Linked DNA regions of Homo sapiens: region 2 is linked to region 1. The links are chromatin loops, found by intact Hi-C in ENCODE. Cell type or tissue: ascending aorta. All regions are shown on one strand.

What was found. Hi-C counts contacts between places; a loop is a spot of excess contacts. Peaks named below come from ENCODE experiments on the same cell type or tissue, not always from the same donor. Only the 100,000 strongest peaks of a DNase experiment are listed, where the experiment ranks them.
Region 2: a loop joins it to region 1, with 9 times the contacts of the local background. A loop is called at or near these places in 34 of 110 quality-filtered maps.

What each region holds. Positions count from the first base shown.
Region 1 is chr6:71,506,120-71,514,119 of GRCh38, reverse strand. No RefSeq gene overlaps it. Among named protein-coding and RNA genes, the nearest start is that of LINC01626, 89 kb to the right of the region's middle. In ascending aorta, a CTCF peak has its summit at 3,811 (motif pointing right); a DNase peak (open chromatin) is centred at 3,809; H3K27ac peaks cover 1,532 bases.
Region 2 is chr6:71,186,354-71,194,353 of GRCh38, reverse strand. No RefSeq gene overlaps it. Among named protein-coding and RNA genes, the nearest start is that of OGFRL1, 98 kb to the left of the region's middle. In ascending aorta, CTCF peaks have their summits at 3,227 and 3,428; no DNase peak of the experiment used is centred here.

The sequences.
Region 1 (8,000 bases):
CAGTTTTTCTATTAGAATCATGTTTTAATTTCAAGAGTAATATTCACTTCCTTTGTCTCCTTTGATCATCATGTTGGTCTTTCCCATGAGTTGGTTGACATTTCATTTGGATGGACTCCTTATAAAATGAGGCCCCTATTAATAAAAATTTTGTACTTAGAAAGTTCATTTCCACCCACCAGATTTCTTCATATTACCCTGCATTTTTAAAATCACTGGTATACATAATTGATTAGCTGGAGTACATTTATGTTTTCTAATTTTCCAGTAAACTAATAGTACTATTTAAATAAAATGTACCTTACAAGTACAAACCAATTTCTAATTATTTGATTTGTCTGTTTGAATGTGGTTCAAGGGGATATTTTTGTACTAATAAAGATAGCAATAATTTTTATTGCTGTAGTTATTTTTAGGTTTAGGAATATTTCAAAAAATGTATTCTAAAAATCAGCTTTTGTAGCATTTTGTATATGACCATATCTATGTGAATGTGTAGAACAAAATCCTTTTCTTATCTATATAAAATATTTTTTATTTTAATTTGATGCTTTATTTAAAATATAGCTTGAAAAGCATAATGAACTTTCAATAAACAATCTCATGGACTGAAAATGGGAAACTTGCTGTTGTTCCAACTCCCACAGTAACCAAACCAGCTTTATTCACATTCCACACCAATAGCCAATGCCATTCATGGAACAAAATAATTGCTGATAGCAACGGAAATATTTCTAAACTACCCTCTTCTTTTTATTCACATCTGTTCGGCATTTGAATGAATTTTAATTTTGTTTTAGAGAATGTGCTTAACTGTATATTAAGTAGCTAGGATCTGTGTGTGTGAATGAGTGAGAGAACAGCTGATTTACGGGGCTGTAACATAATATGGCCACAGTGACCCATGCTGGTCTTTCCCTTGCAGGATAAAGTATAAGAGAACTTGCTATTAGTTTTCAACCATAAACAGTACCCATAGTTGTGTGCCTTATCATTTTCAAATCATGAGGTGTTATTGTTAAAAATACATGCTGACATTAAAAATAGGTGCTGAATGCCTAAGATTTTTCACAAGGCTTGATTGTATTCCAGTGAAAACTGCCTTTTGATTTTCATATTTATCAGGACCATATTTTCTATGCAGAAAGAACGTAGCAATAGAGAAATAAGCTGCTTTTTAGTGTTATCTTCATGAAGAAGTAACTATAACTGGAACTCAGAAAGCCTTAAATAAAAGTCTCCATAAGACACAATAATTTAAGAGAAAAGAGTTCATTTCACACAGCCAGGTATCTGCCAGTATTTGCTGCCTTCCCAAGCAAAACAACTCTAATAAACTTGAGTGAGGTCATGAGCAGTAAGAATCTCTTGAAGCTGCTGAATGCTGAATGCTTTTTAAAGAAATGTCCAATAAAGTATGTCATATCACAAAGATAGGTCCAGTTATTACCTTTTTTTTTTTCACATGAAAAACCTGAAGTCAACAGTGGTTTCTCAACCACATGGCTCACAGCTGAGTTGTCCTTAATTTCCCTTTCCCACATACCCCACACCAATTCCATTAGCAAGTCCTGTCAGCCCTATCTTCAAAATATATCCCAAGTCCAACCAGTTCTTACCACTTCACTGCTGCCACCCTAGTTCAATTGGCAACTATCACTTTTCAGAACAGCTGCAACAGCCTCTAATTTCTCTTTCTGTATGCGTTCCCACCCTCCGACTATCCAGTGCCTACACACAGCCAGAAAGATCTTTCCAACGTTTAAATCAGATCATGTGCCTCCTCTAGCCACAAATCCTCCAATGACTTTCCATTACCTTCAGGGCTTTTTGTGATTAGCCCCTTCCTGTATCTCTGATTTTACCATGCTCAACTTTCTCCCCAATTCACCATCCTCCAGCCAAATTGGGTAGCTTTCTGTGCTTCAAACATGCCAATCTTCCTGACTCAGGGTCTTTGTCCCTACTCCTGCTTCTTTCTGGGTTTCTTTTCCTTCAGATCTTTTCATGATTGATTTTTTTTAAGAGACAGGGTCTCGCTATGTTGGCCAAGTTGTTCTTGAGGTCTTGAACTCCTGGCCTCAAGCAATTCTCCCACCTCGGTCTCCCAAAGTGCTAGGATTACAGGAATGAGCCACCGCACCCAGCCATGATTGCTTCTTTATGCTCAGTCTTGTCTCAAGTGTTACTTCCTCAGAGAGGTTCCCAGTCTTAGCAAAGCAGCTTTTCCCCCATTCCTCTATCATATTGTTCTCCTTTATCTTCTTCATAACACTATTGACATCTGAAATTATTTTATTTATTATGTGTTTATCACTTCCTCAATATTAGTTATCAATCACTGCATAATTATGTAAAACTTCGCAGCTTGAAACAACAACAATCATTTATTATCTCACATACTTTTTTGTGAGTTAAGAATTTGGGAGTGGCTTAGTTGGGTTGTTCTGCCTCAGAGTCTCATACAAGGTTGCAGTTAGATGTCAGCCAGGGCTGCAGTCATCTGAAGACTTGACTGGGGCTAGAAAATCTGATTTTAAGATGGCTGACACACATGGTAGGCAGGTTTATGCTGGTGACCAGACAGAGGTCTCAATTCCTTGCCACATGGATTTCTCCACAGGGCTGCTGGAGTGTCCTCACAATATGGCAGCTGGATTCCCCAAGAGCAAGTGATCCAAGAGAAAGCAAGGCAGAAATCACAATGTGCTTTTTTATCTAGACTTGGAAGTAACACATGGTTGTTCCAGCACTGTCCTATAGTTTATACAGGTCATCCCTATTCAATGTGAGAAAGGACTAGACTAGGGTAGAAATATATATATATATAAAATATATATATCACATGAATATATATATTGAATATATATGAATATATATTCATATGATATATATATAAAGAGGCAAAAATCATTTGGGGGGCACTTTGGATGCTGGCTGACACACCCTGGAAATCCTGACTCTGTCCTGTTTAAAAATATCCCTACTGACCAGGAAAATATCTGATGCTCAGTAAATGATTAATAGTTGACCAGCTGGTTAATGGAAGATTTGTATCTCAGTTTCTGAGTTTGTGTTCATGCATATGTGTGTTTGTAAAAAACACTAACTGGGAATCAAAGGAAGTGAGTTCCTTCTTAGCTTTGTCCTGACTTGGTCATGTGCCCATGTATAAGTCACTTAACCTTCATGATCTTCAATAGCTTCATCTATAAACTGGGAATAATATGTATCCTGTCTCATGCCCACATTTGCTGTAAACATTGTGTAATGGAAACTTTGCTCAATTTGGATTCAGAATAACAAATTCTGGATTCAAATCTTGTGGTAGTAAAGTTGTGTCACATTAGTCCTCACCCTCCATTTCCTTTTTAACAGAACAAATAGGTTAAATTAGATCATCTGTAATGTTCTTCAGATTCTATAGTCTCTATGGCTAATGCAACAAATGATGTAATTTGAGGGCACTTTAAGAAACAGTATTGTGTGGTTTTGCAAAGAACATTATTATTATTACCAAAAGAGTCACAACACAAGTCAACCTGTCATTAAAGTAGCAGTTTGGCATTCTGATTGAGGGATGGGCAGGCCAGCACGGCAATGTCACACATTGTTAGAAGGGCCTAGAGGACAATTAGAGGTGGAATTGGCAATTACTGGCAATCCCGACTTCAGTTGATCGTGCTGTTGCGACCACTTCGCAGGCTCCACTTCAGCTGGCTAAAACCTTGCCAATGGCCTCTGAGGTTTCTGATTTGATGGCCCAGATAATTCAAGAAAGTGTGAGGAAAAACTTTCTCACCAGGGCCCCAGAGGGCACCCTTGCACCTTTCTAGAAATGAAGGGTAACAGCCTCAACCACAAGTCAGCTGTGATTTGTGAGTACTATAAACACAGACTTATTTTAGAATTCTGGTCAGCCTCTCTCAGTCCCCACATGTACTCATGGACCTCAGCCAAGAACAATTCCCCTCCCTAAATTGTAAGAAATCTTCAAAGGCCACCAAATCACTAAATGCAAAAGACTCCTGGTAAAACTCCTTCATCATAAGATGTCATTTAATATTCTCTCTGCTTTTGTTTTAAAACTTGTTTATCAGAAGTCAGTAAGAATTGAGGCAATAACACCTATCACATTTGTACTTCAGGCATGTTTGTTTTTTCAATATCATTTGAAAACTAAGATTTGTAGGTTTTGCAAAACACATATTTTTTTATTTGGCATAGAGACAGTTTAACTTTGAGATCTCTCACTAATTGTTTTTCTTACTAAAACAGCTTCAACTTTGGCAATCATAACCCACTTGGTCCTCATAGTGGACAATACACTTAGCAGCCTGTATTTTATATATATATATACACATTATACATAGTAACAGAAAAGTAAATGTCTACAGAAATGTTATTGTTTATATCTTGTATGAATAATATTTCCCATACTTCTAAGAACTCAGAAACATATCTTTCATCTGTCTTTAGAATAAACTCTGGGGTGTAAAATTCTGAACAATGATGTAACTGATATATTTGAACAAACATCTGTAAAGCAAGACAAAGTGTCATTGATTTGTTTGTGGAACTAGACCATTTGAAGTCAAGTATGTGGATCTTAGTGGCTTACTTGTCAGCATTCTTACCAGTGGTGGCTAGTTAAAATAAGCTTAAAACATTCAAGCATATTAACACAGCTCTGGGCATAGGACCCAAAAGAAAACATTAGGATTCAAAGCAATACAAAACAGTGCTACCAATTACACTGCATTACACTTCTTAGATTTTTGATGCTTAATCCCTCAAAGCCACCTTGAACCATGTGCTGAAGCCACCAAGAGTGTTGAATGAAAAAATCCAAGGGGATTAAGGAGTCATTTCCACTAGAGAGAAACACGTTTTCTCAGCTGTTCTGGTTTCTATGAGGAGGGATTTTCCCTAAACACTTCTGCCCTATTTCTGTTCCTTTACTCCCTTTCTCCTGGGGAGCAGAGAAATCTATCATACTGGGAATTTAAGGGTAAATTTGGCATGCTGAGCTCAGTTTCACCCACCATCATTTTTGGAAGAAAGAGACCCTCTGCTCCTTCATTCTTAAATCCTATCTGGCAAGATAACGCCCCCCTTATCCCGCAAGCTGGGGAGGCTCACTAGGCTCCAGCATTATAAATAGAGTGGATAAGTCTCTGAGGGTCAGTTAGCGGAATAGTTCTTTCTCACAAAGAACAAACTTCAACTTTCCCAATATTTTGGGATTCCATCTGTCAATCTTTGTCTTATACTGTGTAACAGTATCTTACAGTATCCAACGATGTCCAACAAACCAATTAACAGAAAAGTTTCTCCACATTTTTTATATCCCCCAAATCTAGCCCACACGTGCAGCTATATACTGGGTTTGAAGAAATACACATGTTAAGAAGGTATATAGTTAAGGTTGAGACTTAAGAAAATGCTCTTGATACCATGTTAAGTGAAAAGAGAGGTAAAAATTTTGTCCATATTGTGAACACTGCATTAAGCATTCATGAAAGTCCACTTTTTTTTGCAAAATCATTAGTATTTTATTGAGTTTTATAAAATATTTTTTTCATGTTTTAGTTGGTTCTCTCCCTACTGAAATACATCTTATTATATTTTCAAATAGGTTTCCTAAGCAGAGACCTCTTGCTTAGCATACAACTCCGAAGAAAAAAAGCTATTTTGTGTAGAAAGCAAAATAGTTGTTTTATAATCAGCAAATGCAGTATCTACAAATACTGTTATTTATTTTATCCAGTCAATATAGAGGAAAAGAACTTTCTAGTGTTTCTTCCTTATCTGTGTTTTTTCTTCTTTACTCCATACTTTTTCCTATGCTTTGAAATCATATTCAAAGTCCCATTTCTTTATTTTTATTGTTATTTTTGAGACAGCCTCATTCTGTTGCCAAGACTGGAGTGCAGTGGCATGATATCGGATCACTGCAACCTTCACATCCTGGGTTCAAGCAATTCTCATGCCTCAGTCTCCCAAGTAGCTGGGATTACAGTCACCCACAACCACACTTGTCTAATTTTTGTGTTTTTAGTAGACACAGGTTTTATACATGCCGCCCAGGCTGGTCTCAAACTCCTGGCCTCAAGTGATCCACCCACCTCAGCCTCCCAAAGTTCTGGGATTACAAGCATGAGCCACCACGCCAGCCAAAGGTCCCATTTCTTTCTTGACAGCCACTGTCAGGAACTCTGATCTGAGTCAAATGGAAGTTGGATGGGATTATGAAAAATTTTGAGGGCTGCCTCAATTCAAGCACCTAAGTGAGTCCATGAGAATATTATTATTTGTCTTTAATATTTGTAATATTCCTGCAATTATATTGATATCTATATAATGAAGCTAGGAGAATCACATATACAGCATTGAGGTGGACTGCTCATTGCTATTACATTGAAATGAAGAGAAAACTCTAATTTTCAGGAGGAAAATTTTATATCACTCACCACCTAAATGTTTCAGTTAATATTAAGGTCTAAATTTATTAATAGTTCTACCTTTTTAGCCTATATTCAGTTTACAGGCTAGTAGGAAACGTTCCATGTAACGTGTGTGTGTGTGTGTGTGTGTGTGTGTGTGCGCACGCATGGGTTTAAAAAACAGGTGTGAATTGAGGATGCTCTGATTTGAATGCCTGTGTCAGTGTTTGAATGCCTGTGTCAGTGTTTTTTCAGCCTCTTCTATAGTACACCAGGGCATTTAAATCTACTTTCTCAGGCTTTACTTGAGAATCACGAGAGACTCATCATTTGCTTTCAAAGCACTCCTGCCTGTTGAGTTCCTCAGCTAACTTGATTTATTCCTTAAAGCCACAGCAGCCATCTTTTTCTTAATTTTTCAGGATATAACAAGAAAAGGTGACAGAACCACAACTGTGTTTAATATTCTTCCTCTGAAACTACTTAGGATTTTGAAATTACAGAATAGGCCAAGAAGAAATATTTAAGGTGATTTGTTTCAAGGGGGAAGTGAACAGGATATGGCAGGACCCAACATGAAATGGAATAAAAGAAAGGGGAAATGAACAAATGAAAGATGCTTTGGATTAAGAAGTAAAAGTAGAAATTAGGTGACGAAGACCTTTCATCAGAGAGTTAAATAATTTTTGATTTACTTAGACTACAAGGAGAAATGTGAGGTTCTTTTAAAGCAGTTTTCATTTTGTTCACTATGTCAAGATTTTTGTTTCTTTTATTTTATGATTATTATTTATTATGAAAGAGCATTAAAACATTAAAGGAATTTCTAAACATAAAAACACTGTTTCCCATTACCCTAACACACTGAACATTTGTGTCACTTCCTTGAGCCATCCTCTTCACCCTCAGGCCAGATCAGGTAACTTATTTAAAGCTCTCTATACTTGTTTTCACAAATTTAGCCCAGTTGAACATGAAATTTTTACCCTTGATTGTACGCCCAACATCTAACTTTGTGTGTGACACATAGTAGGTATTCAATATTTTGATAAAAATGAATGATGAATAAATATTCCTCTTAATTATTCATCCTTGAACTCCATATGTCCTAATGCCTCACCAGTTTATAGATATAAATGAAAACATTTAAATCATCAAACTGAATTTCATTAGCTTTAAGGCCTCACTTGCTTGTGAAGGAGTTCCTGGATCCTAAAATATCCCTCTTAAATATTTAAATTCCCAAGATTCTCCCTGGTCTCTGCTCCTCCAAAGAACAGGTCTCTGTCAATCCTACCAGCACCAAGGCTCTCAATGCCATATGGAAAAAGAAAAATAGTTTCTTCCTCCCTCTGTCTGCACTTTGATGTACTCAGTTACAAATGCCCCACAAAAATACCACTTGGTCTCTGATATGTTACAAAGCTTAACAGGCACACAGTCCCTTCCTCTCTATGGTAAACCCAAGCTGGCAAATAAGAGTTAATGGACTCCATATGAGTCAATCAGTTCAGACAGTAGAGAGAAAATGGTGTCTTCCAGTCCGCATGCCGG
Region 2 (8,000 bases), 320 kb after region 1:
AGTTATCATAATATATATACTTATATAGGGAGACAGTTATAATTTCTAGGTAATTTCAATGGGCAGACCTAGGAGGTAATTATCATAGACATAATGGACCAAGCTAGGAGAGAGAGAGAATATAACACTTTTTTTTTTTTTTTTTAGATGGAGTTTCACTCTTCTTGCCCAAGCTGGAGTGCAATGGCGAGATCTCGGCTCACTGCAACCTCCGTCTCCCAGGTTCAAGTGATTCTCCTGCCTCAGCCTCCTGAGTAGCTGGGATTACCAGCATGCGCCACCATGCTTGGCTAATTTTGTATTTTTAATAGAGACAGGGTTTCTCCATGTTGGTCAGGCTGGTTTTGAACTCTTGACCTCAGGTGATCCACCCACCTCTGCCTCCTAAAGTGCTGGGATTACAGGCATGAGCCACTGTGCCTGGCCGAATATAACACATATTCTGTAGAATAGAATAAACTAAGATAGAATGAATATCCTAGCTTGTCATTATATCTATACATTTTTATATATGTATAATGATTATGTGTATATTACTATATTGAAAATTATTTCTAATTGACATAAAAAAGCTCTTCTTCTTACTCCCACACTCAACACTTCTGGTCACCAAAATTGGTGGGGACTTTTCCCCATACAACAACCGATTCTCCAGTGGACACCAACTGAGTATCCTATAATTCAATTCAATTCTGACACAGTCTACCTGGAGTTAGAGTCAAATTCCCAGGTTAAGGGTTCAGTCCAAAGACTGCCCCCACTGCAGATGCTAATTAACATGTGGGCCTCTGAAACTTCTGACTGACTGGCTATAAATTGGAAGTAACCACTACAACCCGCTCAGGCTTGAGCATTTGCTAGAGAGGCTCATGTAACTCAGGGAAGCACTTTGTGTTTATTGGTGCATTATAAAGGATATTACAAATAATACAGATAAACAGCTAGATGGAAGAGATGCAGAGGTCAAGGTATGCAGGAAAAGGCAGGAAGCTTCTACGGCCTCTTGGGGCATGCCACCCTCCATGTCAGCAACCTGGAAGCTCCCCAAACTCCATGCTTCAGGAAAGTTTATGAAGGCTTCATTACATAGGCATGATTGATTATTAATTCAGTCTTCAGCCTCTCTCCTCTTCTGGGAGGATGAAAGGTGAGGCTAAAAGTTCCAGACTTTTAATCATGGCTTAGTCTTTCTGGTGACCAGCTCCCATTCAGGAGGCCACCAAGAGTCACCTTATTAGAACTCCTATCATCTAGGACATTCCAGAGGATTCAGGAGCTCTGTGTCAGGTGCTGCTGTCACTCAGGAAATTACAAAGGTCTTGGGAGCTCTGCGTTAGGAACCAGGTCAAAGAACAAATATTAGAACAAAAGATTCTCCTAGCACCCAGAAAATTCCAAAGGGTTACAAGTTCTGTGTCAGGAACCAGGTCAAAGACAAAATATTAGAACAAAGATGAACCTAGCTCCCTGATTACTCGGGAAATTACAAGGATTTTTGGAGCTCTGTGTCAGGAACTGGGGATAGAGATCAAATATATATATTTTTATTATGGTACAATTTCCTATTCCTTTAATAATAATTATGTATTTATCATTATAACTATTATTATTTCCTATAGAACGTACCTCTCTATCAGAACTTAGTCCTTTATATCTATTGATAATTCTATATAATTATATGCATGGTAAAATATATAAACAATAATTATATGACAATGATTATTTAATATATACAACTATATATGTAAATATCACTCATTTATTTAAAGATAAAATACCTCGTATGTTCACACTATAATTCAAATTCAGATTTCAATGTTACTTAAACTCTTCTACCTTATGTTCAAATCTCTTTTTGTCTTCAGCAAGAATCCTGGGTTGCAAGGACAATGGGGATGATTGAATGTTTTGTCCATGTCACACAAAACATTCTCAAAATAACACTATCAAAACTACTACCAGTATAATTACTGAAAAACTGTTTCAAATGTTTTTACATGATATTCTCATTCTCTCCTTGTTTTCTTTTAATTATGCTGTATCTATATTGTCAGAGCATAGAGCCATTACCACACTCTGTTCTTATGTCCTTCCTTTGTTCTTCACGTAAATATATGCTCAACGCCCACCATCCATCTTTATGTCAATATTTCTCTAGTAATTTTGGTTGTCTGAAGCTACTGTATACCCAAGGAAGGATTCACAGAAGCAGTATTTTTCAGTTCTGGCTTCCAGGTGACAGCTTGCTCCCTTTATACTTAAAAAAAAGTGTGGTTGAATATAAAATCTTGGGCTTACTGTTTCTTTCCCTTCAACATTTTAAATGTGTTACTCTGTTTTCTTCTGGTAGGAGAAATTGTTATTGAAAAGCATGATAACAATTCCTTTTTCTTTCCTTCATAAGTCACTTGGTCTATGGCTCAGATATTTGTTCTGGGTCAACTTTTCCAGGTATACAATGTGCTCCTTCAATACGTAACTTCACATTTTTTCATCTGATCAAAGTTTTGGTGCATTATAATCAGGTGCTTCTTCTAACTTGTTTTGATTTTTCATTCATGGATTCCTAATTTTTATATAGATACGTCAGATCTTCTCTGCCTGTCTTCTGAATTGATCATGTTCTTACTAACACTTTTCATCTCTTCCTTCATTTCCTTTTTCATTCCTTTCACTTTTTAATTGTGACAAAACACACATAACATAAAATTTACCATCGTAACCATTTTGAAGTGCACAGTCAGTGACATTAAGCACATTCACATTGTTGTGCAGTCAGCACCACCATCCATCTCCAGAACTCTTCGCATCTTGCAAAACTGAAATTTATACCCATCAAACAATGACTCTCCATTCCCGTCTCTCCCACCTAAGTCCCTGGCACCTTCATTTTTTTTTTTTTATATATTTAAAAATTTCCTTCTTTTCGTTTTCTATTTATTGTGAGTCATTACCAGTTGAGTCTATTTGCTCTTGTGTTATACTTCTAGTTAGACAATTTCTGAAATGAATGTTTAATTTTATGTTTAATTCTTTATTGATTTCTACCACTTTATTTCTAAGTTTTCTTTATTCTGGTTTATCTTTCAGATCTTCTTTCTGTTAGCTGTTTAAAAAATATAAATTATAGTTTTCTTTTTTTTTGTGTGAGAACATCTTTCTGGCATATCTTTATTATCTATAGAAATTCTACTCATTTTTTTCTCCCTGCCCTGTAATAAATTTGAATGTGATTTTAGCTCATTCTTTTCTGATGCTCATTTTTACACCAAATTAGATTTTCTGAAGTTTTAGAAAGGAAGCTTGGCTTGGAATCATTTTGGGTTCTTTACATTTAATGTCTCTCGACCACCCTCTTCTGGTTGTTTTTATAAAATGTCCAACGATATAAATACTTAAATTCTAAGATTTTCTGATTCTATTCTCCCTTACCACTTTTATCTGGACCTTATATTTCCTTGGTGTCTAGTGTCCCCGACCTGCTCATCTTAGATTCTCTTAACAATTTATTCTCAGTTTGGATCATAGCTTTGTCTTGGAGGAACCTTTGCTGGGTAACTTTGAGAGTGAAGGGACCTCAGAATATTCAATCTCCTTAGTCTTACCACGGACAGTTTTGGACCATGAAAGCCCCTCCTAGTTTCAGTTACTGTTTTCAATTTGGATCACTGAGTTTTCCAGATAAATGCTTGTTGGCTTCCTCGAAGTCAAGTTTGTCAGAGATCCCATTGCTTCCTCTTGGATAGATGCTGACACCAAGTAAATCTTTTAGCTATTGCTGATTGCTTTGCCCAGCTAATTTTTGTATTTTTAGTAGAGATGGGGTTTCACCATGTTGACCAGGCTGGTCTCAAACTCCTGACCTCAAGTGATCTGCCCACCTCTGCCTCCCAAAGTGCTGGGATAACAGGTGTCCTTTACAATTTTGACGCTCTTTGCTCTAACGTTACAAAGTGCCTAAAGAAAATGATACCTCTAACTTTTAAATTTGTTGCTCAAATAGTTATTAAACCTTTCCTATGTACAAGATATATTGAGCTGGAAACTAGAAAGCTCTGCTCTGAGATCTGGTGAAGTTGGCAGTGGCTTCTCCCAAATTCCCTCATAGAACACACAGAACAACTAAGATTACAAAAATAATTATGGGGCACAGACAACCTCCACAAAACTAGGGACCAGATATCCCCACAAATCCCAAATTATGAGCAACACTACACTACACTACAGCCTGGGCAACAGAGCCAGACCCTATCTCAAAAGAAAAACTTTGTAAAGGGGGCGAAGTTAATTCTTGTTATCAATCCACCAACTTTCCTGACAGCCAGCTCCTCCTTCTGTGCTTCTGGTGGGTGGCTCTCCTTTCTCTTATCTTCTCTCTTTTTTTTTTTTTTTCCTGTGAGACAGAGTCTTGCTCTGTCACCCAGACTGGAGTGCAATGGCAAAATTTCGGCTCACTGCAATCTCCTCCTCCCGGGTTCAAGCGATTCTCCTGCCTCAGCCTCCTGAGCAGCTGGGACTACAGGTGCACACCACCACACCCGGCTAATTTTTGTATTTTTAGTAGAGAAGGGGTTTCACCATGTTGGCCAGGATGGTCTTGATCTCTTGACTTCCTGATCCACCCTCTTCGTCCTCCCAAAGTACTGGGATTACAGGCATGAGCCACCACACCCAGCCCTTATCTCTTTTTTCTTTCCTCCTGAGGCATATTCCCTTCCTGCCCTCCTCGACCTATTTATACATTATACAATTTATACATTTATACATTTTGCTAATGTTTGCTTAAGATTTTTTTCTAAATTCATAAATTAGATTTTCCTTTCTCAAACTGTCCTTGGTTTGGTATAAAGATTATGCTGAAGTCTTATGATGATTTGTCAAATGTCCTCTCTTTTTCTATCCTCTGGAATAGTTTGTATAAGATTGGAATTATTCATTCTTAGAATATTTGCTGGAATATTTTGGTAAAACACTTTGTGTCTGTACATTTTGAGTATGATGATTTTTAACAAGTGAATCAATAAATTTGAGGAGAGTAAGAATATTAATATTTTCTGTTTCTTCTTGAGTCCATTTTTGTAAATTGCATTTTTCCAGGAATCTGTCCAATTCAGTTTTGCTGCTGTTTTGTTTTGCTGCTGTTTTGTTTTGTTTTGTTTTATCAAATGTATTCTTTTCAAATAATCAACTTTTGGCTTTGCTGGGCCTCTTTATTGCATGTTGGTATTCTATTTCATTAAATTCATATTCTTTATTATTTTTATCTTTCTACATTTTCTGGGTTTTTTTTTTCTTAACTTTCGAATATAGATGATTAATTTAATTTTCCTGTCTTTTCTTCTTATCTAATGCAAGTGTTTAAAGTTAAAACCTTTTCTCTGAGTACTGCCTTACCTGCCTCCAACAAGTTATAATAAAATAATTGTATTTTCTTTTAATTCTAAATATTTTCTGATTTATGATGTTTTTGACTCATAAACTACTTAGAACAGTTTCTTTCTTTTATTTTTTTAAAGAAAGTCTTGCTCTGTTACCTAGGTTGGGGTGCAGTGGCACAATCATGGCTCATTGTAGCCTTGAACTGCTGGGTTAAAGCAATCCTCCAGCCTCAATCTCCTAAGTAGCTGGGTGGGACCACAGGTGCATACCACCATGCCTGGCTAATTATTTTATTTTTTCAGAAATGGGATCTTGCTTTGTTGCCCTAGCTGATCTCAAACTCCTGGGCTCAAGTGATCCTCCTTCTTTGGCCTCCCATAATGCTGGGATTATAGGTGTGAGCCACTGTGCCCAGCCTAGAACAGTTTCTTAATTTTCAAACATACTGACTTTTTTTTCTAGTTATCTCTTTGCTATTGAATTCTAGAATGATTGTAATTTGGTCACAGAATGTAATTCCTATGGTGCCAAACCTTTGGAATTTGTTGAGACTTGCCTCATGGTCCAGTATGAATCAATTTGTATAAATGTTCCATGGGCCCTTGAAAAAAGTGAAATGTGTATTCTGCAGCTTACGTCCATTAAATTCAGCTTGTTAATTCTGGTGCTGAAATGGCCTAATCTGCATTGAGTCTTTTGTCTGCATTAAAATACTCTGAAAGAATACATAGGAGACTAGTACATTGCTTTGAGACAGGGAACCATGTGGCCATGGAGGAATGCAGAGCTCTCTCCATTCCAGATAGCATTGCATCTCCCCAGGCCTGGACCTTGCTATTAGAGGAACTGCAAAGGAGACCCCCAGACCACCTCCTGATCCTGGAAAGACTCCCAATCCCTGACACATGACACTCCCAGCTCACTACAACAGTCTGACAAAGACAGTAATCTTATGAAGGGGACTAAAATTGAAACCGACAGTATGTTTTCCCCTAAGAGAATGTCAGGAGTACACCACCCTTCCTCACACCCTTACTTATCTCAGTCAGTATGAACAGCTCAAGGTGTTGGGTCACATGCATTATTTTTTTACCTTTTTCATAAAATTCTGTACATCCGCTCATCTGACCTAATCCCACACACTGACCCATCCTAAAAACTTTCACTGCAATCTTGGGAACTGAGCCATGTATCAGCAAAATCGCCTGTATCTTCAACCTCTCCTCAAAATGCTCCTCCAACCTCTTACTTTGACTGAAACCTGCCACCTTGCTTTGTATTTAAGTGTCACAAAGTTGCTATTTGTTTTCTCACACCCCTACAGGGTCTGGAGCAGAGTGGATGTCCTCATTATTGCTTCTAGACCAGCGCTCTGGAAGTGTGGTCTACAGACCAGCAACAACCACGTCACCTGGGAGCTTGGAAATAGAGAATCTCAAGTCCCACCTGCAACCTACCGAATCAGAATATGCATTTTAACGAGACCCCCCAGTGCTTTGCATCAACACCATAATCTATTTTCAAGCAGAACACTCAAAGTAAGGAACAATCTGAAGCCCACAAAGCTACACCAGACATTGCTTCTGGTTTCTTCTATGACTGCCGCTTGTCTGTTTCTCCCACTTCCTTCCTTAGCTCCACACAGACTCTTGATGTTCCTCAAACACTCCAGCATGTTCCTGCTTCAGGAGCTTTTTATTTATAGCCTCCTCTGTCTGAGACACTTTCCCATCAGTTAACCTCACAGCCCACTCCCATACTCCATTCAGGCCTCTGCAGAACCCACTTTTCAGACAGCCCTCCTTGATTGACCTACATAAATACAGTAGCTGCCTACCTGCCCACAATTATTGCCTACTTTCTTTTTCTTCTAATAGCTTTAATATGTATATATTATTCATCTGTTTCTTTAATTCATTTTATCAATCTCTTCCTTTCTCTGTTTCTCTATCATCACACACACAACAATAAAAGGCCCACATCAGGAGAAATGTCCTCTATTTTTTTTGACTGCTGTTATCTCCAGCATGGAGAACATGTTTCCAGCATGGAAAACAATACCTGCATATTGTAAGTGCTCAATAAACTATTTCCTTACAAAGTAACAGATGAATGAGAAGCAAAGATGAAAAAAAATGCTGTCACTGTATAACCATATATACCTTCCAAATTTGAACCATGGGAACATTATTATCTGCTCAAGAAAAGATTACTTAAATGTTTATTGTTGCCGTCAGCAAAGATTTTAGTTATTTATTTTTTAATTTGTACTATTTTTATTGTTGTATTCCTATTGTTTTACTAATAACACTTTTTAAACTTTTAGCTTCATGGGTACATGTATAGTTTATTATATATGTACATTGCATGTCATGGGGGTTTGGTATACAGATTATTTCATCACCCAGGTAATAAGCACAGTACTCCTCCATAGGTAGTTTTTCACTCCTCATCCTCCTCCCAACCCCTACCCTCAAGTAGGCCTTTGTGTCTGTTGTTCCCTTCTTTGTGTCCACATATACTCAGTGTTTAGCTCCTACTTATAAGTAAGAACATGCTATTTGGTTTTCTGTTCCTGTGTTTGTTCATCCATGTTGCTGCAAAGGACCTGATCTCATTCT